2 separate regions of the Homo sapiens genome follow, and region 1 is linked to region 2. Evidence: chromatin loops called from intact Hi-C (ENCODE). Cell type or tissue: endothelial cell of umbilical vein. All regions are shown on one strand. Links, peaks and the distances in the headings refer to the core of each region. The heading gives the core; the rest is flanking DNA.

Region 1 (16,420 bases), core at 4,749-12,748, 54 kb after region 2:
TTTTTCCTCAGCCTCCACTCGCCCACCCTATAGTCCTTTTATCACCTCCCCTCTTCACACTCGGTCCGGCTAACAGTTTCATTCTGTGACTAGCCCTCCCCCAAGCAATTTCCTCTTAAAAAGGTGGCTGGAGCTAAAGGCATAGTCAAGGTTAATGCTCCTTTTTCTTCATCCCAAATCAGATAGCATTTAGACTCTTTTTCATCAAATATAAAAAACCAGCCCAGTTCATGGCTCATTTGGCAGCAACCCTGAGATGCTTTACAGCCCTAGACCCTGAAAGGTCAGAAGGCCATCTTATTCTCAATATGCATTTTACTTTATTACCTAATCTGCTCCCAACATTAAATAAAGCTCCAAAAATTAAATTCCGGCCCTCAAACCCTGCAACAGGACTTAATTAACCTCGCCTTCAAGGTGTACAATAAAAGAGTAGAGGCAGCCAAGTAGCAACATATTTCTGAGTTGCAATTCCTTGCCCCCACTGTGAGACAAACCCCAGCCACATCTCCAGCACACAAGAACTTCCAAACACCTAAACCGCAGTGGCCAGGCATTCCTCCAGGCCTGCCTCTCCCAGGAGCTTGCTACAAGTGCCAGAAATATGGCCACTGGGTCAAGGAATGCCCACAGCCTGGGATTCCTCCCAAGCCATGTGCCATCTGTGTGGGACCCCACTGGAAATCAGACTGTTCAACTCACCCGGTAGCCACTTCCAGAGCCCCTAAAACTCTGGCCCAAAGCTCTCTGACTCCATCCCAGATCTTCTTGGTTTAGCGGCTGAAGACTGACACTGCCCAATCACCTCAAAAGCCCTCTAGACCATAACAGACACCAAGCTTCAGGTAACTCTCACAGTGGAGGGTAAGTCCATCCCCTTTTTAATCAATACAGAGGCTACCCACTCCACATTACCTTCTTTTCAAGGGCCTGTTTCCCTTGCCTCCATAACTGTTGTATTGATGGCCAGGCTTCTAAACCTCTTAAAACTCCCCAACTCTGGTGCCAACTTGGACAACACTCTTTTATGCACTCTTTTTTAGTTATCCCCACCTGCCCACCTCCCTTATTAGGCCGAGACATTTTAACTAAATGATCTGCTTCCCTAACTATTCCTAGGCTACAGCCACACCTCGTTGCTGCCTTTTCTCCCAGTTCGAAGCCTCCTTCACATCCTCCTGTTGTATCTCCCCATTTAAACCACAAGTATAGGACACCTCTACTCCCTCCTCGGCAACCGATCATGCACCCCTCACCATCCCATTAAAATCTAATCACCCTTACCCTGCTCAATGCCAATATCCCATCCCACAGCATGTTTTAAAAGGATTAAAGTCTGTTATCACTCGCCTGCTACAGCATGGTCTTTTAAAGCCTATAAACTCCCTTTACAGTTCCCCCATTTTGTCTGTCCAAAAACCGGAAAGCCTTACAGGTTAGTTCAGGATCTGCGCCTTATCAACCAAATTGTTTTTTGCCTATCCACCCCGTGGTGGCACACCCATATACTCTCCTAACCTCAATGCCTCCCTTCACAACCCATTATTCTGTTCTGGATCTCAAACATGCTTTCTTTACTATTCCTTTGCACCCTTCATCCCAGCCTCTCTGCTTTCACTTAGACTGACCCTGACACCCATCAGGCTCAGCAAATCACCTGGGCTGTACTGCCGCAAGGCTTCACAGACAGCCCGCATTACTTCAGTCGAGCCCAAATTTCTTCCTCAGCTGTTACCTATCTCGGCATAATTCTCATAAAAACACACGTGCTCTCCCTGCTGATCATGTCCAGCTAATCTCCAAAACCCCAATCCCTTCTACAAAACAACAACTCCTTTCCTTCCTAGGCATGGTTAGTGCAGTCAGAATTCTTACACAAGAGCTGGGACCGTGCCCTATAGCTTTTTTATCCAAATAACTTGACCTTACTGTTTTAGCCTAGCCCTCACGTCAGTGTGCGGTGGCTGCCGCCGCCCTAATACTTTTAGAGGCCCTCAAAATCACAAACTATGCTCAACTCACTCTCTACAGTTCTCATAACTTCCAGAATCTATTTTCTTCCTCCCACCTGACGCATATACTTTCTGCTCCCCGGCTCCTTCAGCTGTACTCACTCTTTGTTGAGTCTCCCACAGTTACCATTGTTCCTGGCCCAGACTTCAATCCGGCCTCCCACATTATTCCTGATACCACACCTGACCCCCATGATTGTACCTCTCTGATCCACCTGACATTCACTCCATTTCCCCAAATTTCCTTCTTTCCTGTTCCTCACCCTGATCACACTTGGTTTATTGATGGCAGTTCCACCAGGCCTAATCACCACACACCAGCAAAGGCAGGCTATGCTATAGTACAAGCCACTAGCCCGCCTCTTAGAACCTCTCATTTCCTTTCCATCGTGGAAATCTATCCTCAAGGAAATCACTTCTCAGTGTTCCATCTGCTATTCTACTACCCCTCAGAGATTGTTCAGGCCCCCTCCCTTCCCTACACATCAAACTCGGGGATTTGCCCCACCCAGGACTGGCAAATTGATATTACTCACATGCCCCAAGTCAGAAAACTAAAATACCTCTTAGTCTTGGTAGACACAGGGTCTAAGAAGGCGACCGTGGTCATTTCTTCCCTTCTGTCAGACATAATTCCTCGGTTTGGCCTTCCCACCTCTATACAGTCTGATAACGGACCAGCCTTTATTAGTCAAATCACCCAGGCAATTTCTCTAGCTCTTGGTATTCAGCGAACTCATGGTCTTTTAAAAACTCACCTCACCAACCTCAGCCACCAACTTAAAAAGGACTGGACAATACTTTTACCACTTTCTCTTCTCAGAATTCAGGCCTGTCCTCGGAATGCTACAGGGTACAGCCCATTTGAGCTCCTGTATAGATGCTCCTTTTTATTAGGCCCCAGTCTCATTCCAGACACCAGACCAACTTGGACTGCACCCCAAAAAAACTTGTCATCCCTACTATCTTCTGTCTAGTCATACTCCTATTCACCATTCTCAACTACTCATAAATGCCCTGCTCTTGTTTACGCTGCCAGTTTACACTGTTTCTCCAAGCCATCACAGCTGATATCTCTTGGTGCTATCCCCAAACCGTCACTCCTAACTCCCTCTTAAAGTAAATAAATAATCTTTGCTGGCAGGGCTATGCTGAACCTACTTAGGCACTCTCTAATTGGATGCCCTGAGTCCTCTCAATTCTTAGTCCTTTAATACCTGTTTTTCTCTTTGTCTCATTCCATTCTTTTTTAATTCATACAAAACCATATCCAGGCCATCACCAATCATTCTATATGACAAATGTTTCTTCTAACAACCCCGCAATATCACCCCTTACCACAAAATCTTCCTTCAGCTTAATCTCTCCTACTCTAGGTTCCCAAGCTGCCCCTAATCCCACTCGAAGCAGCCCTGAGAAACATCGCCCATTCTCTCTCCATACCACCCCCAAAAATTTTCGCCGCCCCAACACTTCAACACTATTTTGCCTTATTTTTCTTATTAATATAAGAAGACAGGAATGTCAGGCCTCTGAGCCCAAGCTAAGCCATCATATCCCCTGTGACCTGCATGTACACATCCAGATAGCCAGTTCCTGCCTTAACTGATGACATTCCACCACAAAAGAAGTTAAAATGGCCTGTTCCTGCCTTAACTGATGACATTACCTTGTGAAATTCCTTCTCCTGGCTCAAAAGCTCCCCCACTGAGCACCTTGTGAACCCCCGCCCCTGCCCACCAGAGAACAACCCCCTTTTGACTGTAATTTTCCTTCACCTACCCAAATCTTATAAAACGGCCACACCCCTATCTCCCTTCGCTGATTCTCTTTTAGGACTCAGCCCGCCTGCACCCAGTTGATTAAAAAGTTTTATTGCTCACACAAAGCCTGTTTGGTGGTCTCTTCGCACGGACGCGAGTGAAAGAAGGCATATTTACAGTCAGTATAAATATTGACACGTACTCCTTTTGCAAGAGTGAGGGCCTGAGTTAAGGCAATGAGTTCGGCTTGCTGAGAGATAGTGGAGCGGGGAAGAGCAATAGCCTCAATAATAGATGTGGAAGATACTATAGCATAGCCTGCCTTTGCTGGTGAGTGGCGATTAGGCCTGGTGGAATTGCCATCAATAAACCAAGTGTGATCAGGGTGAGGAACAGAAAAGAAGGAAATATGGGGAAATGGAGTGAATGTCAGGTGGATCAGAGAGATACAGTCATGGGGGTCAGGTGTGGTATCAGGAATAATGTAGGGGCCAGCCTAAAACAGTAAGGGCAAGTTGTTTGGACAGAAAGAGTACAGGGCATGGTCCTGGCTGTTGTGTAGGAATTTTGACCACACAGCTCTGTATTTTGGCTGTGTGTAATGAAAAGGGTTGGGATGAGTTAGGGAGAGCTAGTGTGAGAGTAGCTTTTAGGGCTGTTTTTAAGGAAGGGAAAGAGGAGTGGTGAAAGGATTTAGGATCTATGGGGTCAGCTAGGTTTGCTTTTGTGAGTTCATATAATGGTTTAGTCAGGATGGTAAAACTAGGTATCCAAATGTGGAAGTACCTAACCATGCCTAGGAAGGAAAGGAGCTGTTTCGTAGAAGGGGTTGGGGCTTGGGAGATTAGCCGGACACTATCAGCAGGGAGAGCACGTGTGTTTTCATGAAGAATTATACCGAGATAGGTAAGGGATGAGGAAGAAATTTGGGCTTGATTGAAGTAATGGGGGCTGTCCATGAAGCCTTGCGGCAGTACAGCCCAGGTAATTTGCTGAGCCTGATGGGTGTCAGGGTCAGTCTAAGTGAAAGCGAAGAGAGGCTGGGATGAAGGGTGCAAAGGAATAGTAAAGAAAGCATGTTTGAGATCCAGAACAGAATAATGGGTTGTGGAGGGATTGTGGAGGGAGGTATTGAGGATAGGAGAGTATGTGGGTTTGGCACCACGGGGTGGATAGATAAAACAATTTGGTTGATAAAGTGTGGATCCTGAACTAACTTGTAAGACTTGTCTGGTTTTTGGACAGGTAAAATAGGAAATGGTAAGGAGAGTTTATAGGCTTTAAAAGGCCATGCTGTAACAGGTGAGTGATAATGAGTTTTAATCCTTGTAAAGTGTGCTGTGGGATGGGATATTGGTGTTGAGCAGGGTAAGGGTGATTAGGTTTTAATGGGATAGTAATGGGCGTGTGATTGGTTGCCACGGAGGGAGTAGAGGGGTCCCATACTTGTGGGTTAAGGTGGGGGGGATATGAGAGGAGGATGCAAAGGAGGCTTTGAACTAGGGAAAAGGGCGGCAATGAGGTGTGGCTATAGCCTAGGAATAGTCAGGGAAGCAGATAATTTAGTTAAAGTGTCTCAACCTAATAAGGGAGCTGGGCAGGTGGGGATAACTAAAAAGGAGTGCATAAAAGAATGTTGTCCAAGTTGGCATCAGAGTTGGGGAGTTTTAAGAGGTTTAGAAGCCTGGCCATCAATACCCACAACAGTTATGGAGGCAAAGGAAACATGCCCTTGAAAAGAAAGTAATGTGGAGTGGGTAGCCTCCATATTTTAATTAAGAAGGGGACGGACTTACCCTCCACTATAAGAGTTATCCAAAGTATCTGTGATGGTCCACGAGGCTTCTGAGGTGATTGGGCAGCATCAGTCTTTAGCCACTAAGCCAAGGAGATCTGGGAAGGAGTCAGTCAGAGGGCCTTGGGCCAGGGTTCCAGGGGCTCTGGGAGTGGCTGCCGGGTGAGTTGGCCAGTCTGATTTCCAGTGGGGTCCCACACAGATGGCACATGGCTTGGGAGGAATCCTGGGCTGTGGGCATTCCTTGGCCCAGTGGCCAGATTTCTGGCACTTGAAGCAAGATCCTGATGGAGGAGGTCCTGTAGGAATGCTTGACCACTGTGGCTTAGGCATTTTGAAGTTTTTGTGTGCTGGAGATGTGGCTGGGTTTTGTCTCACAACAGAGTCAAGTAATTGTAACTCTTCTCTATTATTGTACACCTTGAAGGCGAGGTGAATTAAGTCCTGTTGTGGGGTTTGAGGGCCAGGATCTAATTTTTTGAGCTTTTTTTAAATGTCGGGAGCTGATTGGGTAATAAAATGCACATTGAGAATAAGACGGCCTTCTGACCTTTCAGGGCCTAGGGCTGTAAAGTGTCTCAGGGTTGCTGCCAAATGAGCCATGAACTGGGCTGGGTTTTTATATTTGATGAAAAAGAGCCTAAACGCTAACTGATTTGGGAGAGGTCAGATAAAGAAAAAGGAGCATTAACCTTGACTATGCCTACAGCTCCAGCCATCTCTTTAAGAGGAAATTATTGGGCAGGTGGGGGAGGGCTAGTTTCGGAATGAAACTGTAAGCTGGACCAGGTGTGAGCAGGGGAGGGGACAGAAGGATTATAGGGTATGGGAGTGGAGGCTGAGGAAGAATTGGGACCTGGCTCGGCCTGGCGAGGAACAGCCTGGGGAGGAGGGGAGAGGTCAGATGGGTCTGTAGAAAAGGAGGATTCAAAGGACTCAGAGCTTGGGATGCAGACTTAAGGAACAGACAGGAGAGAAAGAAGAAGGATATCGGGTGAGTCGCATTAGGAGCAGAGACTAGGGAGGGACCAATGTGTAAAAGAATGCCTGGACGTCGAGCACCTCAGACCCATTCGCCCATTTTTTGACAAAATTCATCCAGGTCTTGTAAAATGGAGAAATCAAAAGTGCTATTTTCTGGCAATTTAGAACCATTATCGAGTTTGTATTGGGGCCCAAGCGGTGTTGCAGAAGAAAATAAGATGCTTAGGTTTTAGGTCAGGTGAGAGTTGAAGAGGTTTTAAGTTTCTGAGAACACAGGCTAAGGGAGAAGAAGGGGGAATGGAGGGTGGAAGGTTGCCCATAGTGAAGGAGGCAAGCCCAGAGAAAAGAGAGGGTAGAGACACGGAGAAGGGGGTGGTGAGCAGCCCTGGGCTGCAGTGTGGGTGAGCAGCCAAAGCAGGCAACCCCGCAATTGACTTGCCACCAAGGGAATGTGGGTGAATGACCAAGGAGGTGTCCCCGTGGTGATCAGACACCAGTGAAATGTGGGTGAATAATCAGGCAGGCGTCCCCGCAGGGATTAAACACCAAGGGAAGACTGTCTTCCCGAGTCCATGACCAGCGCCGGAGTTTTGGGTCCACGGATAAAATGTGTCTCCTTTGTCTCTACTAGAGAGGAAAAAGAACTGGAATTGGAAGGACAGGGAGATTGAAGGGTAGCGAGAGAGGCTGGAGAAGAGAGTGAAAAGACCACTTACCTGATTTGAAATTGGTGAGATGTTCCTTGGGTTGTTTGGTCTGACGACCCCAGTTCACAGGTGGATCTCCTCATGGAGTGAGGGTGAGGACAGGGGACCGGTCTCCCGAAGGAGTCCTCCTGTCCTGGGTTTCGGCACCAAATGTCACACGCGTCTGTGTGAAGAGACCACCAACAGGCTTTGTGTGAGCAACAAGGCTGTTTATTTCACCTGGGTGCAGGCAGGCTGAGTCCGAAAAGAGAGTCAGCAAAGGGAGATAGGGTGGGGCCGTTTTATAAGATTTGGGTAGGTAAAGGAAAATTACAGTCAAAAGGGGGTTGTTCTCTGGCGGGCAGGGGCGGGGGTCACAAGGTGCTCAGTGGAGGAGTAGCTGAGCCAGGAGAAGGAATTTCACAAGGTAATGTCATCAGTTAAGTCAGGAACCAGCCATTTCCACTTCTTTTGTGATTCTTCACTTGCTTCAGGCCATCTGGATATATATGTGCAGGTCACAGGGGATATGATGGCTTAGCTTGAGCTCAGAGGCCTGACAGACACCAGGCACAAGAATGTAAAATCATTTGCCCCAGATTGTATAGCTAGAAAATGCAGAACTGGGATTGTTGCCTTTCTCTACCCCACTGTCACTGAAGATAAAACATACTGCACTTCAATTTGCAGAGATATGATCAAATATCCCTCAGAAGATTCTGATGTCTAAATGAAAATAGGAGTTTCTGGGCCAATAAAGCTGAGGGCCACACTTTGGACCCTGGAAGGCCACCCTGAGTGGTCTGCTTACCTCTCTCCTGTATGTCTCTATTTTATTCTCTCTCTAACTCAACACTGTCTTTGTTATCTTTATTGCATAATATCTGAACCGTGCTTCCATGCCAAGGCTCTGTCAAGTTATAATCTAGATTGAGTTTTCTTAGTCTGGTTGTATAAACTCTGGAAAGCAGAACAAAATTTTCCTCTCTCTTTTTCTCATCAGCTAGCTCCTTAGATGAAAAATAAATTTCAGTATTACACACCTAGGAGATCCTCAATAAACAGTTCTGAGCTATAGGAAAATTCTTTTTGGCACCATTCCCAAAATTAACAGCAACAAAAATTAATTTTATATATGAACGGTACAAATGGACATTGTAGAATGCATTAGGAGGCTTAAGAGAGCAGAGAGAACATTCTGTGAACTGCTCCCCAACCCCAGGATAAGACTGTGCATTGTTCTGGGAAAAGGGTCTTTAGCAATTAAATAGTTAAACCTCCAGTGAAAGCAGGCCACAGCTGGAGAGAGTGTTTATAGTGCAAGGCAGGAAGTATGGAGTCAATGACTTCTGCTGGCAGGAAGGGGTGGAGGGGAAGGGGGAGGGAAAGAAAAGCAGGATGCCGGGAAGGAGGATTCTTAGTTGTTCTCAGCCTGGAAGACGTTCTCTCTCAATTTGAAGCCAGATATTGGCCAGAAAACTCCCATTGCTACAGAAAGGATGAAAAAGGTGCTGAGTGCAGACAGAGTGAAGCCAAAGTTGGGAGATGCAGGCGTTGTGCCCAGAATACAGTTGGAACTTCCAGCATTTGAATGGAGCAACACAAAAGTAGGAATTGAGATGCTTAGACATCCAGAAATACAGTTGAGAAAGCTTTCTTAAATAATAATGATATTTATTTAGCAATTTTACATGCCAAGAGCTGCACTAAATGTTTTATATTCATTATCCCATTTAATTTTCAAGAATCCAATGAGAAAACTCTCTGTTTTAGAAACTATTCCTCACTTTACAAATGAGCAAACTTGAGGCTTTACAAAGTTAAATAGGTTTCCCAAAGTATAAATTCAAATAGTTTGCTCCTATCAAAATACAAATTTCAAAAAGTTAAAACATGATTTTCATACAAATATATAGTCTAAGACTTACCTACTTCATTTGTGACAAAACCAGCTGGTTTAAAGAGGAGGATAGAAGATTGCTGATAAGTGCGTGTGTGTATGTATGTGTGTGTGTGTGTGTGTGTGTGTGTGTGTGTGTGTACATGTCACCAGTAGAAGAAAAGAATGCTAGATAAAATTGCAGAGTTATATAGAGAACAGAGAACTGACTAATGTCCCACAGAGCAATAAAATCGAAATCTTGGCCAGGCGCAGTGGCTCACACCCGTAATCCCAGCACTTTGGGAGGCTGAGGCAGGTGGATCATGAGGTCAGGCGATCGAGACCATCCTGGCTAACATGGTGAAACCCCGTCTCTACTAAAAATACAAAAAATTAGCCAGGCATGGTGACACGCACCTGTAGTCCCAGCTACTCAGGAGGCTGAGGCAGGAGAATGGCGTGAACCCAGGAGGCGGAGCTTGTGGTGAGCCGAGATCGTGCCACTGCACTCCAGCCTGGGCAACAGAGTGAGACTCCATCTCAAAAAAACAAAAAACAAAAAAACAAACAAAAACCTTTAAGATTCTTTTTTATTGGACATAAAGCATTTGACTCTCTATATGACAAAAAACCAATTGTGACTGATTAATTTTCTAAATGTCCACATCTAATTTTAAAGACAATCAACCCTAATCAATAAAGCATAGTAGATCAAACAAAATGACATCCCTAGGTGATGAGTGGTTTCAGGTGGACTTAGACAATGTTTGCTATGGCCTGAATGTCATCCCCTCAAAATTCTTGTTTTGAAATCACCAATGTGATGGTTATTAGGAGATAAAGTCTTTGGGAGGTGATTAGGTCACCAGGGGAAAGCCATCATGAATGGGATTAGTACGTTTATAAAAGAGGGTCCCAGGGAGCTGCTTTTCCCCTTCCACCCTGTAAGGATACTCTGAGCAGGTGTCTTCTAGATACTGAATCTGCCAGTGCCTTGATCTTGGACTTTCCAGCCTATAGAACTGTGAGAAATACATTTTTGTTGTTTATAAGTTACTCAGTCTAAGGTATTTTGTGATGGCAGGCATTAAGGACTGAGACAATGTTGTGTACAGCACTATCGAATGAAGCTTTCTGTGATGATGGAAATGTTCTATTGCACTGTCCAGTGATGTAGCCACAGGAACATGTAGCTGTTGAGCATTTGAAATGTGACTAGTATGCTGAGGAGTTGAATGTGAATTAATTTAAACTGAAGTAGTCACATGTGACTAGTGACTCCTTTGTTGAATGATGCACTGTATGACTTTGAAAGAGCACAGTCTGCAGAATAGCCAGGTGATTCATACCCACAGTAAATGTTGGGAAGAACTGTTGTACATGATACTGACAAAGGTAGCTGTAGACCACATTTTGAGAAATACTGCTCCACTCCCTGCTCTTACAGAATCCACTTTCAAAAAACGCAAACGTGGTATTATCAATCCCACTTAACGGGACAGAAGGTCAACTGCTGAAAGGCAATATAATTAGTCAGTGGTCATGCAGTTTGGTTATAAAACAAACTGAAAGCAGCTTGTCTAGATCCAGTTGATTGTAGCCCAGAATTGCCAGATCTTGCAACTTTTCAGAAAACTCCACAAATCTGAATTTTTATATAAGATATTCTCGGATTTTCAAAATCCTATGTAGACCAAACAAAATGAGTTTTGAATCCTGATATAGTCCGTAGGCTACCAGTTTCCAACCCCGGTACAAAGATTACCCTGCTGCTAGGCCAGACGCGGTGGCTCACACCTATAATCCCAGCACTTTGGGAGGCCGAGGCGGGCAAATCACCTGAGGTCAGGAGCTTGAGACCAGCCTGACCAACATGGAGAAACCCCATCTCTACTAAAAATACAAAATTAGCCGGGCATGGTGGCACGTGCCTGTAATCCCAGCTACTTGGGAGGCTGAGGCAGGAGAATCGCTTGAACCCGGGAGGCAGAAGTTGCAGTGAGCCGAGATTGCACCATTGCACTCTAGCCTGGGTGATGAGAGCAAAACTCTGTCTCAAAAAAAAAAAAAAAAAAAAAGATTACCCTGTTGTCTCTACAAGGAACTGAGGACAGGGGTTTGGCCTTTCCAGATCTTTCCAGGCAGAATCAAAGGCTTCTCGCAGCACTTGTTAGTATGGCCCGTTCAATGTTCAATGCTGTGAGAAGAAAATTTCTGTTATTTATAAATCACCCAATCTAAGGTATTTTATTACAGCAGCCCAAATGGACTGCTTGTCACATATCCCTAAAAAGTTATTTACATGCCGTCTTTCCAACTAGATTGCAAGTCCCTGGAGAAGAGGCACATACTCAGCTACCTATTGTCAGCATAACACCTGAAAAACAGAAAGCATTTAATATATCTTAGTTAAATGAGTGCGCATGAAAATTAGAAGCTTAAACCAGGCATAGCGGCTACACCTGTAATTCCAGCTCCTTGGGAGCCTGAGGCAGGAGGATTCCTTGAGCCCAGGAGTTCAGACCAGCTTGAGCAACACAGTGAGATTTCCCCCCAAAATAAATTAATCAATTGAAAGTTTTTTAAAAAAATCAGAAACTGGCCGGCCTCAGTGGCTCCCACCTTTAATTCCAGCACTTTGGGAAGCCAACAGGGGAGGATTGCTTGAGGCCAGAAGTTAAAGACCAGCCTGGGCAACATAGCAAGATCTTGTTTCTACTAAAAGTAAAAAAACAAATTAGCTGGGCATGGTGGTGCACGCCTGTAGTCCCAAATACTTGGAAGGCAGAAGCAAGAGGATTTCTTGAGCCCAGAAGTTTGAGGTTGCAGTGAGCTGTGATACACCACTGCACTCCAACCTTGTCTCTTAAAAGAAAAAAAAAATCAGAAGCTTAAATAGGATGGCGATGGGCCAAATGAATTTATTTCCTTGTTGTTGTGTTGTTGTTTTTAAACAACAAGATAGCAGATCCCATTTCTAAAATAAATAAATAAATAAACAGAAAAGTACAGAGTCTTGCTATGTTGCCCAGGCTGGCCTCCAACTCCTGTTCTCAAGCAATCCTCCCACCTCGGCCTCCCAAGTAACTGGGACTGTAAGCACCACATTACTCAACCTGGCTTGAGTGTAGGTTTAAAAACTGTGATGGGGTTCCTCCTTGATCCATAATGGTTTATTTATTGCTGCCACAAATAAAAACATACATGTTAAATGTGTACAGTTATAAAACTTACCCTTATTTATTTATTTATCTATCTTTAAGACAGAGTCTTACTCTGTTGCCCAGGCTGGAGTGCAGTGACGCAATCATGGCTCACTGAAGCTTTGAACCCCCTGGACTCAGGTGATCCTCCCACCACAGTAGCTGGGACTACAGGTATGCACCACCAGGTCTGGCTAATTTTTTTATTTTTAATTTTTTTGTAGAGATGGGGGTCTCCCTATGTTGCCCAGATTAGTCTTGAACTCCTGGGCTCAAAAGATCCTCCTGCCTTAGCCTCCCAAAGTGTTAGGATTACAGGCACGGGCCACCACACCTAGCCAAACTTACCTTTTATTTATATAAAATATACAACTCATACAATGTAACATCTGTCCAGGTAGAAATATGTCAATTAACCATACCGATTGATAGGCCTAAGTATTATGTCTTAATTAATTTTTAAAAATCACATACTTTCCAAGGAACATGATATATTCCTATTTTGAACAGATCCAAATTTTTCCCATGCTGACTTTTGAGGTAAACTAGGTCTTTCTACTGACTTTACCAAAATTATTTTTAAAATATACCTAGCACCTTCTCACATTTTTTCCCTGGGGGCAGAGGGAAACTGTGGTGTAAAGAGAAGTCTACATAGTTTTTTTTTTTTTTAAACAAATCCAGTCATTAAAAGCGGAGCTGCAGAGACAAGAGTAGGGAGCTCTTTTCTGTACTGTGAAGTTTGGTTCTCTCTGAAGTAGAATTTCATCAAACTGAATGTGTTATGCATTTTAAATATATTTGAGGCTAAAAGGGAAAAATAAGTATGTTGTTCTTTCTTGTAGGCTTGCCTTTAGATGTGTCTGGTCACTACCTTGGAAACCCTTACAAATGGCAACTGACGTCAAGAAAAGAGAAAAAACACTGCTGAGGGCACACGGTGCATGCATTATAGATGATTCTGAGGACTGAGGCTTGTGCCAGCACTAAGTGGCTTTAAGATGAGCATAAGCAATCTTCCATTTCACAAACATTCTTCATAAACTGTTTAAGGACTTGGAGGTCTGAAAAAACTTCTTTGAGTTTTTAATTTAAGCAAGGTGACGATTCAGTTATTAGCTTAAGTGTTCTGTCCCACCATAACTGCCAAGGTCATTAAAATGTTTGGCACTAATATATCTCAAAAACAAGTGGAAGCTGCACCCTTGTTTTGAATATAGTTTATCCCAATATTTTATTATGAAAAAATTCAGACAGATAGCAAGTTGAAAGAATTTTACAGTGAACAACCAATATACTCATCACCCAGATTCTTCTATTTTCAATATACTCAACTGGCCTTATCATATGTCTGTCTGTCTACCATGCATCCATCCATCCATCCATCTATTCTTTTATCTATATCTTAATCCATCCACTTTTGATGCATTTCAAATAAATTGCAGACATGAGTTCACTTCCCCTGTAAATATTTCAGCATGCATATCACAACTAGAATTCAGTATTTGTTTATAGGTTTTCTTTTGTTATAACATCTACATATAACATCTACAATGAAATGTACAAATCTTAAGTGTACATTTGCTGTTTTGACAAATGGTTAGTCTCAGAGTGTAGTGGGCTAGTTTTTCTAGATTTATGGTCCTTTTTTTTCTCTAGGGTCTCCACACATATTATCTTTTTCTTTTTTGAAAGGGAGTTTACTTTCTAGAGGTGTTTTAGGTTCATAGCAAAACTGAACAGAAAGTACATAGAATTCCCATACGCCCCCTGCACCAACACCATGTACAGCCTCCCCCACTGTCAACATCCCACACCAGAGTGGTATATTTGTTACAACCACTGAACCTACATTGATATAGTCCATAGCTTACATTAGTGTTCAGTCTTGGTGTTTTACATGCTATGGGTTTGAACAAATATATAATGATATACATCCACCATGGTAGAATCCTACAGAAGTTTCATTGCCTTAAAATTCTCAGTGCTTTGCCATTCATCCCTCCTTCCCCTGGTAACCACTGATCTTTACTGTCTCAATAGTTTTACCTTTTCTAGAGATCATATAGTTGAAATCAAACCTTCCCCTGGGAACCACTGATCTTTTTATTGTCTCAATAGTTTTACCTTTTCCAGAGATCACATAGTTGAAATCGTAGTTGAATTTGCATTTAACAAGTTCGGAACACTCTTTTTTTAGAATCTAAGAAGTGACGTTTCCGAACCTATTGACCTTTTATAAGAAAATATGAATATCCAGCCCTAAAAACTAGAAACAAGCTATCTGTAAAAACGCTTTGTGATGTGTTGCTTTATATCACAGAATTGAACCTGTGATATAGGTTTTCAGATTGACTTCTTTCACTTAGCAATAGGCATTTAAAGCTTTTCCCATGTTTTTCATGGTTTGATAGCTCATTTCTTTGTAGCACTTTTTTGCATTTCTTTTTAGCATCCCCTTATCTGGACGTCCTACAGTTTATTTATTCAGCTACTGAAGGACATCTTGATTGCTTCCAATTTTTGGCAATTGTGAATAAAGCTGCTATAAACATTCATGTGCAGGTTTTTATGTGGACGTAAGGTTTCAACTCATTTGAGTAAATACCAAGGAACATGATTGCTGGATTATATGGTAACAGTAGGTTTAGTTTTGTAAGAAGTTGCCAAACGCTCTTCCAAAGTAGCTGTACCATTTTTCATTCCCGCCAACAATGAATGAGAGCTCCTGTTGTTCCACATCCTTGTCAGCCTTTGGAGATGTCAGTGTTTTGGATTTTGGCCATTCCAATAGCTGTGTGGTAGAATCTCATCATTGTTGTTTTAATTTGCATTTCTCTAATGACATATGATATTGAGCTCCTTTCCATATACTTACTTGCCTCTGTATATCTTCTTTGGTGAGGTATCTGTTCAGGTCTCTTGCCATTTTTTAATCAGGTTATTTGTTTTCTTATTATTGAGTTTTAAGAGTTCTTTGTATTTTAGTTAATAGTCCTTTATCACATATATCTATTGCAAATATTTTCTACCAGTCTGAAGCTTGTCTTCTCATCCTCTTGACAGTGTGTTTTAAAAAGTTATATTCATTTTCCATTAAACAATTAGTCTGTTCAACTGAGGGGAAAACTTGGTAGAAAAGAAGATTCCTGCCATCATGGAACCTACATTTTAATGGAAGAAACAACAATAAACAAATACATGAATAAACATATAATAGGTATTTACGTGGAGTTACTTGCTGGAAAGAAAATTAAAACAAGGTAAGGGGTTAAAGAGTAGCTGGAGAAGGATCACTCTGGCTGCTGTGTAGACCTCATGGGGCCAAGGTAGAATAGACCATACTGGGGGCAAGGGTAGAAGTGGGAGTTAGGAAGTTACTGCCCTCATACAAGCAAGAGACAATGTGGGCATGGACTAGGGTGGAAGCAGTGGGTGTGGTGAGAAATATCCAGATTCTGGACATTTCTTAAAAGTGGCACTGGCATAACTTGCTCATGGGTTGGTTATAAGAGAAAGGATTCGGGGATGGAAGGTAGGTTTGGGCCTAAACAACTGTGTGAATGGTGGTGAAATTGGGAGGAGAGTGTGGAAGGAAGGGGAGGCGGACCAGGCTGGGGGATGGGACAATCAAGTGAATATTCAGGAGGAGATGGCCAAGCAGGCCATTGGGATTCCACCGGAAAGGTTAGGGCTGGAAATACACAAATGAGGGAGTCTTCAGCATATCGAAAGTGTGCTGCATGTCTTTGCAGCCTTCCTTATTCTCACTCCATGCCTCTCCACTCTGCTGTTTACCTTCACACAGCCTGACCTGCATGGATTAAGTCAATGAACTCCAACCCCTGGTTTCCAGCTGGATTCAGCCAGCCTTGGGGCAGATCCGAAAAAAAGAGCAAGTGAGGTGGTGTATTCCCCCAGCTCCCTCGCTGAAGATTGCCTGAGTCCCTTGATCAAAGCCACAGCTCCCATCACACAGACCTCCCCACAGCTGTTCCTCTCTAGGTGCAGTCACTGCTCCTGATTGAATGAGGTTGGATGAGATCACTTAGGGAGTGTGAATAGATAGAAAAGAAGAGCTTTGAGGACTGCCTC
Region 2 (16,420 bases), core at 2,929-10,928:
TTCATCAAGTTGGCCGGACTGGTCTCAAACTCCTAACCTCAAGTGATCCACCTACCTCGGCCTCCCAAAATGCTAGGATTACAGGCATGAGCCACCGCACCTGGCCAGTCCTACAGTCTTATATCCCAACAGGTTGTGCCAAGCTAGGAGCTTAATCTGTAAAATACTTGAGGCAGGGATAGGTTCCTTGTCTATTTTGGCTTTGGGCTAAGCAGAAGTAGCTCCTGCTCTAGGCAGCTTGAGGCAGAAAGAGAAAGAACAGTTGAATTGACCTACCTCCCTCCTTGTTCTTCTGCCAGCTGGTGTTATTCTTTTGATAGTTCTCTGGAGTTGAAAGAAATTTAGAGAGTTTGCTGGAGATGTTTTTGTGAGTGAGGTATAGCTCATGTCTATAAGTCATGCCTGCTTACTTACCTAGATTATTAAACATGGAGCAAGATGACCAAGGTGACCAAAATTTTATTGAATTACAGTTGTAAGTGGAAAAAATGACTGACTTCCTGCATGGAGAAGTATTATGTCAACCTGTTAAAAGCTATGGAAATTAAAATGTTTGTGTATATACAAAATATACATGACATGTAAGGTAAAATTACAGTGATCAATTTACAACAAAGAAATTAACAGAGTAGTTTTCCAGCTTGTTTGATTAATCAAGCAGGTTTACTCTTGAATCCATAGCATTTCTACAATTTAATTTGGACAAAGTTCTATCCCTAATCAGCCAGGTTTTAAAACTGAAATGTTAAGGGTGGATTTTTAGCTCCCCCAGGAATGGTGTGGATGATGATAAATACTTTTTTAAAAAATTAAGTATTATTGTTTATAAGACATGGGTTCCAGCTGTCTCCCTGGCTGGAGTGCAGTGGTCTGATCATAGCTCACTGCAGCCTTGAACTCCTGGGCTTAAACTATCCTCCTGCCTCAGCCTCCGAAATGGCTTGGACTACAGGTGTGTGCCAGCATGCCTGGCTAAGTTTTAAACATTTGTTTAGAGATGGGCTCACTATGTTGCCCAGGCTGGTCTTGACCTCCTGAGCTCTATAATTCCCCCCACTTCAGCCTCCCAAGTAGCGGGATTACAGGTGTGAGCCACTGTGCCTGGCAAGAATTTATACTTAGGCATAGGAGATGTTTCTGGATTAGTTAAGAAATTCTGCTATCAGTAGGAGTAGAGGTTTAGAGTTTTACCTCTTGGAAGTATACCTTGGAAGGGAGTTCTGAGATTAAATGTAATCAAACACTTACTGAGAGCTTTCTATGGACCAGGCACTACACTAGACTCTGGGGATTACAGAGGCAATTACCTGTCCTGGTACTCAAGGTGTTAATGATCTAGTGTCATTTTTCTTTAAAAAAGAAAGCACCTGCATTTTTCATCTTGAGCAAATATAGTAACTCTAACCAAAGTGATTTACTCAAGGTTCAAGTCATAGTTGTTTTGGAGAAAGTAAGTGTCAGATGCACTGTGGCTGTCAGGCACATAGTAGGCATTAAATAAACATGGTTGGTGTTCACTGAATGTGGATTGAAGGTAAAATGACTGATCTTAAGTTTTGTGAGGAATAGGTTTGCTTCATGAAACTGGTTTTTATCTTCCCAAATAGTTTTCAATCATTCATTTAAAGTGGTAGGTTGATTAATACTGCAAAGTTATGATGTAAAATGTGATATTACCTCTGTCGAACCTGTATTGTTCATGTGAATGGGAGTTTGACTTTGGGAATAAACATTGAAAATTTGCAGGAAGGACCCACCCAAATGTATAATGAAATGTGATTCCAAGTATGAAAAACCAGTGATAATTTAAAGGATCATTTTGTTGATAAAAATATATATATATATAGAACAGGTGTGGTGGCACATGCCTGCAGTCCCAGCTACCCGGGAGGCTGAGGTGGGAGGATTCCTTGAGTGCAGGAGTTGGAGGCTGCAGGGAGCTATAATTGTGCCACTGCACTCCAGCCTGGGCATCAGAGCAAGACCTTGTCTCTAAAAAACAAAAACAAGACCTGGCGCAGTGGCTCATGCCTGTAATCCCAGCACTTTGGGAGGCTGAGGTGGGTGGATCACCTGAGGTCAGGAGTTCGAGACCATCCTGACTAACATGGAGAAACCCCATCTCTACTACAAATACAAAATTAGCCAGGCGTGGTGGCGCTTGCCTATAATCCCAGCTGCTCGGGAGGCTGAGGCAGGAGAATCGCTTGAACCCGGGAGGAAGAGGTTGCGGTAAGCCGAGATCATACCATTGCACTCCAGACCGGGCAAGAAGAGCAAAACTCTGTCTCAAGAAAAAAAAAAAACAAAAAACAAAAAACAAAGGTAGCCTGAAACACTAATTCAAGCCATGATGGGAGTGGGTAGTCGGACATGCATCATAGCCTCCACTCTTTGGAATTCAGGCACAACTGACCAGCACTAACATTAAAACAGAAACCTTAAGATGGACAAAGCAGATTCTTTGTAGCAGTAAGATACCAACATGACATATAGCAGGCCCTGAAAGATCTCAAAGTATTTTGTCCTAAAATATCTTTCTTTGACATATTTTGAAATGGCCCTGCAAAGCTGTCTCTCGTGGGAAAAAATTTACATTCTATAAAGAATCCTTTTCTCTTTCTGGGTCTTTTTCCTGATACAGGAGAGAATTATTAATAACTAAGAGTCTGGCACCTTTTGATGTCTGATAGGAAACATTTACAATCTATTCTCTCTGAAGCCTGCTACCTGGGGGCTTCGTCTGCATAATAAGAATCTTGGTTTCCACAGCACCTTATCTTAACCCAGACCCTTTCTTCTATGGATTCTAGGTCTTTTAGATAAACCCTTTAACCAATTGCCAATCAGAAAATCTTTGAATCCACCTATGAACTGGAAGGCACTCTGCTCCCCTTCTCTTGGAGTTGTATCCTTTCTGGCCCAAACCAGTGCGCAGCTAACACGTATTGATTGATGTCCTATATCTTTCTAAAATGCATGAAACCAAGCTGTAGCCTGGCCACCTTGGGAAGATGTTCTCAGGATCTCTTGAGACTATGTCATGGCCATGTCCTTAACCTTTGCAAAATAAACTTCTAAACTGATTGACACTTGTCTCAGTTACTTTTTGGGTTATACCTTAAATATATACAATTTTATTTGTCAATTATACCACAATAAAGCTGAAAAAATGAGATAAATCACATATGAAAGAGTAAAGCACAAGTAGAACAAATACTTTTTTAATTGAACAAAAATAGGAGGGGCCTGCACAACAAACTATGAAAACATATTCTAAGATTATTATTGTATTGGTACAGAAATAGATAGTTGTGTCAAGTTCTGCATGACACGTTATTGAGTGAAAAAATAAGATGCAGACTAAGTTCAGTATACAAATGTTAATCACACCATAAAATAGCAATAGTAAAAAAAATTAAAAGGTCCTATGTAATTTATAAGCACATTAAAGCTTGAGAAACACTGAGGAATATGGTCCTTTCCATGAGGAGTCTAAGGTCTTAAACCTTAGGAAACCATTCTTTCCTCTCTCTTTCCACCACAGTGTTACTCATTTGAATTTCTCTAGCACCTAGTAATACAGTGCTAGTGTATTAGGCTAATGCAGTTTTAGAAAATGCAAAAACATACTAATGTTAAGATGGTTACAAGAAAGTTCTGAAAGTGACGGACGGCATCTTCTCTGCCTTCCTTATACTGAGGCCAAGGAACTCAGTCTTACGCAGCCATGTGTCACATAACAATGTTTCAATCAACTATGAACTAGATATTTCACAGTGATCCCATAGATTACAAGGAAGCTGAAAACTCCTATCACCCAGTGACATGGTAACAATGAAGTGCTGTGTTTGTGGTGATGCTGGTGTAAACAAACACTGTTGTATAAAAGTATAGCAATACAATTAGGTACATGCAATATACAATATTTGACAATGATAATAAGCAACTTTGTGGCTGGTTTATATATTTGCTACACTATACTTTTTATTGTTATTTTAGAGTATACTCCTACAACTTATAAAAAGAAAAAAGTTAACTGTAAAACAGCCCCAGCCAGGTCTTTCAGGAGGTATTCCAGAAGAAAGCATGGTTATCATAGGAAGTGACAGCTCCTTGTGTGTTATTGCCCCTGAAGCCTTCCAGTATAGATGGCAAGATGTGGAGGAGGGAGACAGTGATATTGATGACCCCAACCCTGTGTAGGCCTAGGCTATTGTTTGTGTTTGTGTCTAAGTTTTTAACAAAAATTTACAAAGTTAAAAAAAAATTAATTGAAAGAAGCTTTGAGAATGAAGATATAGAGAAAGAAAAAAATATATATATATTAAAGAAAAAAATATATATATATAATTTTTTTAATGGAGCCTCACTCTGTCACCTAGGCTGGAGTGCAATGGCGCGATCTCTGCTCACTGCAACCTCTGCCTCCTGGGTTCAAGCAATTCTCCTGCCTCAACCTCCCAAGTAGCTGGGACTACAGGCACGTGCCACCGCTCCAGCTAATTTTTTGTAGTTTTAGTAGAGACGGGGTTTTATCGTGTTAGCCAGGATGGTCTCGATCACCGTGCCCGCAAGAAAATATTTTTATATAGCTGTACAGTGTGTCTGCGTTTTAAGCTAAGTGTTACTACAAAAGAGTCAAAAAGTTTAAAAATAATTTAAAAGTATACAAAGTAAAAAAGTTACAGTAGGCCGGGCGCCGTGGCTTACGCCTGTAATCCCAGCACTTTGGGAGACTGAGGAGGGCGGATCACGAGGTCAGGAGATTGAGACCATCCTGGCTAACATTGTGAAACCCCCTCTCTACCAAAAATACATAAAATTAGCCGGGCGTTGTGGTGGGTGCCTGTAGTCCCAGCTACTCGGCAGGCTGAGGCAGGAGAATGGAGTGAACCCAGGAGGCGGAGCTTGCAGTGAGTTGAGATCGCGCCACTGCACTCCAACCTGGGCAACAGAGCGAGACTCCGTCTCAAAAAAAAAAAAAAAAAAGTATCAGCAAGCTAAGCTTAATTTATTATTGAAATAAGAAATACTTTTATAAATTTAGCGTAGCCTAAGTGTATAGTGTTTATAAGTCTGTAGTAGTGCACAGTAATGTCCTAGGCTTTCACATTCACTCACCACTCACTGACTCACCCAGAGCAGAGCAACTTTCAGTCCCGCAAGCCCCATTCATGGTAAGTGCCTTATACATGTATACCATTTTTAAATATTTTATACTGTATTTTTATTGTACTTTTTCTATGTTTAGATACACACGTACTTACCATTATGTTATAATTGCCTACAGTATTTAGTACAGTGCCATGCAGTATAGGCTTGTAGCCTAGGAGCAATAGGCCATACCTTACAGCCTAGGTTGTACTAAGCTACTCCATCTAGGTTTGTGTAAGTACTTTCTATGATGTTTGCAAAATGACAAAATCATCTAAGGATGCATTTCTCAGAATGTATCCCTATCGTTAAGCAATGCATGAGTGTAATTAGAAGTTATTTTCTAGTCACCCATAGTTGACTTTTTGAGGTGAGTAGTATTCCTCTCATATAAAAGAGCTATGGGATGCGCATGTAAAAATATACTTTGAGGAGGCAAAATGGAGAGAACTTAGGTAGCAGAATTTTAAATTTTAAATAAAGTAGATATTTGGTTAGTACACCCTTTCTGCAAGACAAATTGTCAGTGTGTACTAAGAGCATTAAAACTCTTTGACTTAGATCCTAAAGATGCACACAATGATTAATGAATGAAAATTTTGTATGTACCAATTATTTATATTAGGGAAAATTTATAAATACAATAATTATATGATTAATTAAATTATGATATAGCCACATAATAGAGGCATAATCAGTCACAAATATTATTTTTTATTTGGGAAAAACTCACTAAACGTAAAGGTAAACTCACAAAATGAAAATGAAGTATGTGCCTTTCAAAGAGAGGTAAAGAAAAAAGTTTTAATGCCAATTTTATACAAAAACATGTATATAGCAATAATAACTGAAAAAATATACCAAAATATCAACATTAGTTTTTGCTCAGTTTCAAATTATGGATAAATTGGATTAATTTATAATTTTCAATATTCACCAAATTTTCTTATAATTAACACATATTTTTTCTTTTTCTTTTTCTTTCCTTTCCTTTCCTTTTCTTTCTTTCTTTTTTTTTTTTTTTTTAAGAGACAGGGTCTTGCTCTGTTGTCCAGGCTGGAATGCAGTGGTGTGATCTCAGCTCACTGCAGCCTCAACCTCCCAGGCTCAAATGATCCTCCCATCTCAGCCTCCTGAGCACCTGGGACTATAGGTGTGTGTCACTATACCTGGCAAGTTTTTTGTAGAGACAGGGTTCTGCCATTTTGCTAAGGCTGGTCTCAAACTCCTGGACTCAAGGGATCTGCCTGCACCAGCCTCCCAAAGTACTGGGATTACAGGCTTCAGTCACCACACCAGGCCATGAACAGCTATTATTTCTATTACTAAAAGAAAACGTTTAAGTAACACCAAAATATATAGTTGGTACTCCTTGATTATTGCTTCTGATTTTATGTCTTGAGTTGGAAAAGGGAGCATACTTTTGATGGAGCATTCTAACACTTTTTTCCTACTCACTGCCACTGATTTAAGTGACCCTCCAAGGACACCAAATTCACTCTTTGAAAATGACAAAAGTTGGCCGGGCGCGGTGGCTCACGCCTGTAATCCCAGCACTTTGGGAGGCCAAGGCGGGCAGATCACGAGGTTAGGAGATCGAGACCATCCTGGCTAACACAGTGAAACCCCTTCTCTACTAAAAATACAAAAAGTTAGCCAGCCATGGTGGCACACGCCTGTAGTCCCAGCTACTCGGGAGGCTGAGGCAGGAGAATCGCTTGAACCCAGGAGGTGGAGGTTGCAGTGAGCCGAGATCCTGCCACTGCACTCCAGCCTGGGCAACAGAGTGAGACTCTGTCTCAAAAAAAACTGAAAGAAAATGACAAAAGTCTGACTACAGACATCCCTTCCCTTATTCTTCTAGTAAATTCTAGCATACAATGGTAATTCTTTCCAAGGTCAAAAGCCCATTTCTCTTACTGAAGGAATTTTTTTTTAAACTTTTGATTTTGGAATAATTATAGATTCACAGGAAGTTGCAAAGATAATACAGAGCGGTCCTTTGTACCCTTCACCCAATTTCCTCCTGAAGCAACTTTTAATTATGAATTATTTCATTTATTTTATTTTATTTTTATTTAATTTTTTTTTAGAGACAAGGTCTCACTTTGTCACCCAGGCTGGAGTGCAGTTTCATGATAATAGCTCAATGAAGGCTTGACCTCCTGGGCTCAAGCAAACTTCCCACCTCAGCCTCCCAAAGTGCTGGGATTACAGGAATGAGCTACCATGTCTAGCCAATTTGTTTTTTCTCTTATAGTTGAGATTAGTGCTGGGAAGTGGTGTCAATTCTAAAGGCAAATCCAACAGACCGTTCTGTTTCTCTATTTTGAAAACACGGAAATAACTTTTTTCTAACTTCCCGTAGTTTACCCTGAGTCACAGATGTTTGAAAAGAAATTCCAGCCTGTTATATAAGTTCTACTGCAATATCAATATGTAAATGTAACCACTTGGTTGTAGTTTCGGTTCAAGAGTGCAATTGTGCTACACTTCTCTATTATATGAAATTACCCAGCACTGGCAATTACTGTCTTTGGCTTGGAGGGTATAAAGGATGAGAAGAAAGAGGGTAGAAAAGATGATTTTTGGTTGATATAAATTAAGACTTCTTCCCTGTCCTTTTTGATTTGTTTGGCTTCGTCAGTTTGCAACACTGAGGCTTAAAAAAGTAATAATTGGCCAGTCTGCATTGGCTCATGCCTGTAATCCCAACACTTTGGGAGGTCAAGGTGGGAGGATCACTCAAGCCCAGGAATTCAAGGCTTAGTGAGCTATGATTGTGCTACTGTACTCCACCCTAGGCGACAGAGTGAGACCTTGTCTCTAAAAGATAAATAATAATAATAATATTCAATTAAGTCACATATTCTTTTTTTTTTAGTTGGAGTCTTGCTCTGTCTCCCAGGCTAGAGTGCAGTAGCACGTCTCAGCTCACTGCAACCTCCTCCTCCCGGGTTCAAGCGATTCTCCTACCTCAGCCTCCTCAGTAGCTGGGACTACAGGCACACGCCACCATGCCTGGCTAATTATTGTATTTTTAGTAGAGATGAGGTTTTACCATGTTGGCCAGGCTGGTCTTGAACTCCTGCCCTTGAGTGATCTGCCTGCCTTGGCCTCCCAAAGTGCTGGGATTACAGGCAAGAGCCACTGCACCCAGCCAAGTCACAAATTCTTGATGATGAGATTTACACCTGATTTAAATAGAGAAAACAATACATTTTTTGCTAAGTTGCTAAAGTGAAAGCACTGCAGCACTGAAGTAGCAAGAGTCTACAGTTAAGTATCACATTAGAGTACTGTGACCTGGAGTCATGTTGCCCACAGCTGTCTTAGTCTGTTTTGTGTTGCTGTAACAGAATCCCAGACTGGGTCCTTTTTTTTTTTTTTTTTTTTTTTTGCTTTTTTTAGACAGGTTCTCAATATGTCATCCCCACTGGAGTGCAGTGATGTGATCACAGCTCACTGCAGCCTCAAACTCCAAGGCTCAAGTGATCCTTCCACCTTGCCCTCCCAAAGTGCTGGAATTACAGGCATGAGCCACTGTACTTGGTTCAAGACTGGGTACCGTATAAAGAAAAAAAATCGATTCCTTATCATTCTGGATGCTGGGAAGTTCAAGGTCGAGGGGGCCTGAATTTGGCAAAGGCCTTCAAGCTGTGTCATCCAATGGCAGGAGGTGGAAGGGCAAGCAAGGGTGAGAGCAAGAGACAGAGACAGAGAGGGCCAAACTCGCTTTATTTTATTTTTATTTTTATTATTTATTTATTTTTTTGGAGACAGAGTCTTGCTCTGTCCCAGGCTTGAGTGCAGTGGCACAATCTCAGCTCGCTGCAACCTCCACCTCCCGGGTTCAAGCAGTTCTCCAACTTCAGCCTCCCAAGTAGCTGGGACTACATGCACGTGCCACCATGCCTGGCTAATTTTTTGTATTTTTATAATTGCAGACAGGTTTCACCATGTTAGCCAGGAAAGTCTTGATCTCCTGACCTTGTGATCTGCCCGCCTCGGCCTCCCAAAGTGCTGGGATTACAGGCGTGAGCCACCACACCTGGCCCAAACTCGCTTTTTTATTTTCATTTTTATTTTATTTTATTTCATTTATTTTTTATTTGTTTATTTACTTTTTTGAGACAGAGTCTCAGTCTCTCACCAGGCTGGAATGCAATGGCGAGATCTCGGCTCACTGCAATCTCTGCCTCCTGGGTTCAAGTGATTCTCCTGCCTCAGCCTCCTGAGTAGCTGGGACTACAGGTGCATGCCACCACACCCGGCTAATTTTTTGTATTTTTAGTAAAGACAGGGTTTCACCATGTTGGCCAGGATGGTCTCAATCTCTTGACCTCGTGATCTGCCCGCCTCAGCCTCGCAAATTGCTGGGATTACAGGCATGAGCCACCATGCCTGGCCCTGAACTCGCTTTTCTAACAGTCTGCACAAGTGATAATGAACACACTCCTGCAATAATGACATTAACCCATTTATGAGGGCAGAGCCCTCATGGCCTAATCAACTGTTACTTGTCCCACCTCTTAATACTGTCACAGTGGCAATTACATTTCAACATGATTTTGGAGAGGACATCCAAACTGCCTCTGGTCCACCAAAACTCATACAATATACCTTCACTCCATCCCAATAGCCCCAAAAGGTTTTAACTTGTTCTAGTACCAGCTCAAAAGTTCAAAATCCAGAGTCTCATCAAAATCAGATATGGGTGACAGTCAAAGCACAATTCATCCTGAGGCAAATTCCTCTCCATCTGTGAGCCTATGAAATCAGTAAGTTACATGCTTCCAAAATGCAATGTTGGGACAGGCATAGAATAGACGTTCCTTTTCCAAAAGGAGGAAATGGGCAAGAAAGGGGTAACTGGTCCACAGAAAATCTAAAACTTAACAGTGAAAACAACATTAAGTCTTAAAGCTGGAGAATAATTTTATTTGACCCTATATCCTGCAACCTGGGCACAACGGGGTTGAGGTTAGGCCTCCCAGTGTCTTGGGCAGCCCCACCCCATGGCTTTGCTGGGCTCAGCCTGTGCTACAGCTCTCTAGTGTTGGAGTCTTGTTCCTGCAGCTCTCCCAGGCTAGTGTTGCAAGCTGGTAGCTCTACAGTTCTGGGGCCTCAGGAGTGGCTCCACTCCCATGGATCCACTCGGAATTGCTCTAGGGGGGACCCTCTTGTAACTCTAACTCCACATTTCTGTTCATTCAGTATTGCCCTAGTAGGGGCTCTCTGAGATGGTGCTACCCTTGTGACAAGCCTCTGCCTGGCCTCCCAGGTTGTCTGCAATGTGCTTTGAAACATAGGTGGAGAAAGCCATGTCCCTGCAGCTGTTGCATTCTGTGCACCTGCAGAATTAGCACCACGTAAATACCACCAAAGTGTTTACAGCTTGTACCTTTTGTAGCCATGGATTGAACCTCACCTGGGCCTGCTTGAGTTACAGCCAGGGCAGCTGTGGAGCAGCTTTACAAGGTCAGCCTGAAGTTTCTAAAAAATCTTTTAGTTCTAATTCTCTTTTAATTATAAATCTCATCTTTAAGTCTTTTCTCTTCTCTTGCACCTTAAGTCTTTTCTACTCCCTCTTGAAGAATGTGGGGAGTACAGACCCAAGGTGGCTCTGGGCAGCAAGCCAATAGAAGGTGCTCTGAAACTATACCCTGAAGACAGTCTGCCCTTCTAGAGCTCTGAGCCTGTGATGGTAGGGGCAGCCTTAAAGATATCTGAAGTGCCTTTGGAGTCATTCTCTCACTGTCTTAATGATCCCTTCTGTATGTACTAATCACCTTAGCAAACAGTTACTTGCCAAATCCTTGGTTTACTCTCCTGAACACACTTTTTAAATTCTTTACAAGGTCAGCCTGAAGTTTTAAAAAAATATTTTAGTTCTGATTATCTTTTAATTATAAATCTCATCTTTTAGTCTTTTCTTTCCTCTTGCATCTTACTGTATGCAGTTAAGGGTAGCCACACAGCTCCTTCAATATTTTGCTTAGGAATTTCTTCCACCAGATATCACAGGTTATTGTTCTTAAATTATGTTTTCCATAAAGCCCTCAGGTTGGACAAAATTCCACCAATTTCTTTGCAACTGTCTAATAAGAATGGCCTTTGCTCCAGTTTCCAATATCTTGCTCCTCATTTTCACATGAGACCTTATCAGAATGACCTTTCTATCCATACTTCTACCCACTCTCTTATCACAACCACTTAAGAAGATTACACTGGGCATTGTGGCTCATGCCTGTAATCCCAGCATTTTGGGAGGCCAAGAGGGGAGGGTCACTTAAGGCCAGGAGTTCAAGACCAGCCTGGTCAATAAAGCGAGACCCTATCTCTATTTTTTTAATGTAAAAAATGAAAAAAAAGATTTAGGCTATCCCTATTTCTGGGGTCTTCCTCTGAGCCCTCACTAGAATTGTTCTTACTGTTCCATTCACGACACTCTAGGTTTTTTTCTATCCTGCTCCTCTAAATTCTTCCAAGCTCTGTCCATTACCCAGTTCCAAAGTCTCTTCTATAGTTTCAAGTATTTGTTTTAGCAACAGTCCCACTCTCAGTACCAATTTTCCTTCTTAGTCTGTTTTGTGTTGCTGTAACAGAATACCATAGACAGGGTAATTTATAAAGGAAAGAAATATATTTCTTATAGTTCTGGGGGCTGGGGAGTCCAAGATCAAGGGGCTCACATCTTGTGAGGGCCTTCATGCTGTGATATTTTCTGGAAGAAGACAGAAGGGCAAGCGAAGATGAGAGTGAGAGACAGAGAGGACCAAACTCACTTCTAGAACAATCCACTTTCATGATAACAAACCAACTCTCATGATGGCAACATTAAACTATTCATGAGGGATAACCCCTCATGACTTAATCACCTCTTAATGGTCTCACCTCTTAATACCATCATAATGACAACTAAATTTCAAAATGAGTTTTGGAGGAGACATTCAAATCATAGCAGTGATTCTGCCATTTATGAGTTGTATAGTCCTGAGCAACTTCCTATTACAAAACATTTCATCTGCCTGATCCATAGGGAACAGTTAGGAAATATTAGTAAACATTCCTATTGTGGCAATTACAAATAGTTAACTCACATCCTTTGAGATTCCTATCCATTTTACTAAGGTTTTGCTGTTGTTGTTTGTTTTGTTTTGTTTTTTGGGTTTTTGTTTTGTTTTGTTTTGTTTTTTGCAATTAGGGCCTCGCTCTGTCACCCAGGCTGGAGTGCAGTGGCATTATCATGGCTCACTTACAGCCTCAACCTCCTGAACTCAAGCAGTCCTCCAACTTCAGCCTCCTGAGTAGCTAGGACTACAGATGTGCACCACCACACCCACTGATATGGTTTGGATCTGTGTCCCCACCCAAATCTCATGTCAAATTGTAATCCCCAATGTTGTAGGTGGGGCCTAGAGGGAGGTGATTGGATCATGGGGCAGAGTTCTCATGAATGGTTTAGCACCATCATCCTAGTGATGTTCTCATCATAGAGTTCTCATGATATCTGGTTGTTTAGAAGTGTGTAGCACCTCCCACCTCTCTCTCTTCTTCCAGCTCCAGCCATGTGAAGACGCCTGCTTCCCCTTTGCCTTCTGCCATGATTGTAAGTTTCCTGAGGCCTCCCTAGAAGCAAAAGCCACTATGCTTCCTGTAGTGCCTGCAGAACCATGAGCCAATTAAACCTCTTTTATTTATAAATTACCCAGTCTCAGGTATTTCTTTATAGCAGTGCGAGAATAGACTAATACACCCAACTAACTTTTCTATTTTCTGTAGAAATGGGGTCACTGTCTTGCCTATACTAGTCATCTTATTCAAGAAATCTTTAAAATCAGTATCAAGTTGCGTATGTACTAGGATATTGTCGAATATACAAGACACCAAGACACACCTCTAACAAGTGATTCTATACAATCCTTGGTGCCCATTTTATTTTAAATAGTTGAAATAATCTTCTCCCAACATGTTTTCCCAGAAATTGACCAAACTTTCTGTCTGCCCCTGAAATCTACTTTTCTTCATACTTGTATTTATCTCTTACAGCCATTTAAACAATTTAACATTTTTATGTTCACTTCAGGTAGAAGTTGAAAACTATTTGGGAGAAAATCAAATAATATTACTGACTATAGCACCTCCACTTATCAGATCAAGAGCCCAAACAAGAATAATTTGATTTTATCTATACAATGGAAGCAATGCCTTAATTGCAAAGAGAAAACACATGTACACACACACACAGTCATTTTGCCAAGCGAATGGAGAAGCATTTTCCTGATTCACTAAGGTCGTCCTGTGAGCCAATTGGTTAGTTCAACTAAAAGCAAAAGAAACATGTAAGTGCAAACGTGTAAGAGCATCTGTTAAAAAAAACTCAAATTGCTATAAACTCTTCTTAAATAGCAAATATCAGAATTATATTTTTCAAATGTTCTTAAGTGCTCCAGCATCTCTTAGAAATATTGCACATTCTCAGGTCATAGAATTACAGAACTTTAAAAACATAAGTGTATACCAATTGCTATGGTTTGAATGTATTTCCCAAAAGTTCATGTTTTGGAAAACGAATCCCTCTGCCCACGTGAATGGATTAATGTCAGCTCTTCCTTGTGAATGGATTAATGAATTAATGAGAGATCGACTCTCATGAATGGATTGATGTCACTATCACAAGAATAGGTTTGTTACTGCAGGAGTGGCTTTGTTAAAAAAGCAAGGTTTGTGACTCTTTTGCTCTTGCCCTCTCATTATGTGATGTTTTCTGCAGTTACAACACAGCAAGAAAGGCCTCGCCAGATGACAGTGCCATGCTCTTGGACTTACCAGCATCCAGAACTGTGAGTGAAGCTTCTTTTCTTTATAAATTACCCAGTCTGTGGTATTCTCCTATAGCAACAGAAAACAGACAAAGACAGCAACCCTTTATTTTACAAATCAATGGTGTTCCCAATGGAAATGACTCTTAAAGGCATAAGATACATCTGGTGACTTAGTCCAGATATTCTGACCCCTGTAATAATGGCAATAACAACTTACAAGTGCATAGCTCTGAACACTTTTCCATATACTGTCTCTCTTTAGCTCAGTCTTTACTTCTCCTTCTCTCCATCATAAATTAGCTGCCATCATTCTCAAGGTCCTGGCTTTTTCTAGGAGGATCCTGGAAATAAGGATCCTCTCGGAGGATCCTGCACAGCTCTTATGTCATAGGATGCACTTCACCCCCCAACCCCATCTACCAACTACTTGATACTGTCATCAACTACAGAGGGGTTTTTGTTTCTTATCCATGTCCACATTGATAAGATAGTGTGTAAAGAAGCAAAATTCATTGTTACAAAACTCCCACAGATTTAACACTGGCCTTTTCTTGCCCATAGAATTTATCTCCTGGTCAGTCAGTCTCTACCTGATTTTCAGACACAGTAAGCATTTGCTAAAATAATTAGGACTCAATGCAAACTGATTTCATTTTTTTTTTTTCTTTTTTTTTTTTTTTGAGACGGAGTCTTGCTCTGTCACCCAGGCTGGAGTGCAGTGGCGCGATCTCGGCTCACTGCAAGCTCCGCCTCCCGGGTTCACCCATTCTGCTGCCTCAGCCTCCCCAGTAGCTGGGATTACAGGCGCCCGCCACCACGCCCGGCTAATTTTTTTGTATTTTTAGTAGAGACGGGGTTTCACCGTGTTAGCCAGAATGGTCTCAATCTCCTGACCTCGTGATCCGCCCGCCTCGGCCTCCCAAAGTGCTGGGATTACAGGCGTGAGCCACTGCGCCCGGCCGCAAACTGATTTCAAACTAAAGTTGTAGATCTTCTGAAAGACACCAGAATTCCATGAGCTCCATGGATGTAAATAAAATTAATCCTGAGAAAGAAAGTATCTTATCTTCCTCCTAGTTTTTCAAAGACAGCCAAAGTCATTGCTAATGAGCGCCTGGCAAAGTTAAACTTTTTTTCTTTTTGAGACAGGGTCACTGTCACCCAGGCTAGAGTGCAGCATTGTGATCAGAGCTCACTTCAGCCTCTACCTCCTGGACTCAAGCAATCCTTCTGCCTCAGCCTCCCAAAGTGCTGAGATTACAGACATGAGCCACCATGCCCATAGCTAAGCTTCTTTTATAAAAAACTTTTGTTTCAATTTTTTAATTGTTTTAGAGACAAGGTCTCACTATATTGCCCAGGTGGGTCTTGAATTCCTAAGCTCAAGTGATCCTCCTGCCTCAGCCTCCCAAAGTGCTAGCATTATAGGGGTGATCCACTGTGCTGAGCCCCAAACTAAATAAAAGAAATTAGATGAAAATCATAAAATAATAGGTAGTTTTAAAAAGAATGATTTAATTAATAAATTGATGCACTGTCTTTTCTATCACACTGTTTAAATGTCAAATATATTTTGCTCAATCAACTGCTCCAAAACAAAGTCGACGTGATTCACTCTGAGAGTGCATAGTTTCAACTACAACCTAAATTTTGCTCAACACAACATGAAATAAATTTATTTTTGTAAGTTTCTTATTTTATTTATTTATATTTAATTTTTTTCATTTTGCTGAGACAGGGTCTCGCTCTATCACCTAGGCTGGAGTGCAGTGACACAATCACAGCTCAATATAGCATCTACCTCCCTGGCTCAAACAATCCTCCCGGCTCAGCCTCCCCAGTAGCTGGGACAACAGGTGTGCACCACCACACCTGGCTAATTTTTGTGTTTTTTGTAGAGACGGGGTTTGGCCATGTTGTCCAGGCTGGTCTTGAACTCAAGTAATCCTTTCACCTCAGTTTCCCAAAGTGCTTGGCATTACAGGCGTGAACCACCACACCTGGCCTGCTTCTTTTAAAAATCAAGTTTCAATCAAATGTTTACTCATTGTTTTCTGTGAAATTATGGTTCCCTATTTAAATGACCTTTTTGCAATGCCATAGATCCTTAGAGAGGGAAGATAGGCATACATCAGCGAAGATTAGAAGACTAGAGGCTCATAAAGTACTTAGAGTAAAATATTAGGGTGGGTTCTCTCTTGAGTGGTGATGACGCAAGCGGTTATTATTTTCATCTGTGAACTTTGTTAAATTTTTCAAAATTTTCTAAAAAATAGCAATTCTGCTTTTGAAATATGAAAACATGATTTCATTTTGTATAAAACATTTATTTTGTAAAAGATAGAATCCCTCTTTCCTTCCATCTCATAACTCCCTGCCCCCACTAATGCCTTGAGACATTGAGGCTGTAGTTCCTCTCTACTAAGACGCTAATT

What was found. Peaks named below come from ENCODE experiments on the same cell type or tissue, not always from the same donor. Only the 100,000 strongest peaks of a DNase experiment are listed, where the experiment ranks them.
Region 1: it touches region 2 in a loop (4-fold over the local background); 3 of 110 quality-filtered maps call a loop at or near these places.

What each region holds. Positions count from the first base shown.
Region 1 is chr3:179,518,547-179,534,966 of GRCh38, forward strand. It overlaps a transcript of GNB4 not described here. Among named protein-coding and RNA genes, the nearest start is that of ACTL6A, 36 kb to the right of the region's middle. RefSeq lists an enhancer at 8,277-8,827. In endothelial cell of umbilical vein, for the core only: no CTCF peak of the experiment used is centred there; DNase peaks (open chromatin) are centred at 8,615 and 9,165; H3K4me3 peaks cover 387 bases; H3K27ac peaks cover 1,347 bases.
Region 2 is chr3:179,466,205-179,482,624 of GRCh38, forward strand. It overlaps a transcript of GNB4 not described here. Among named protein-coding and RNA genes, the nearest start is that of GNB4, 23 kb to the left of the region's middle. In endothelial cell of umbilical vein, for the core only: no CTCF peak of the experiment used is centred there; a DNase peak (open chromatin) is centred at 7,527; H3K27ac peaks cover 1,101 bases.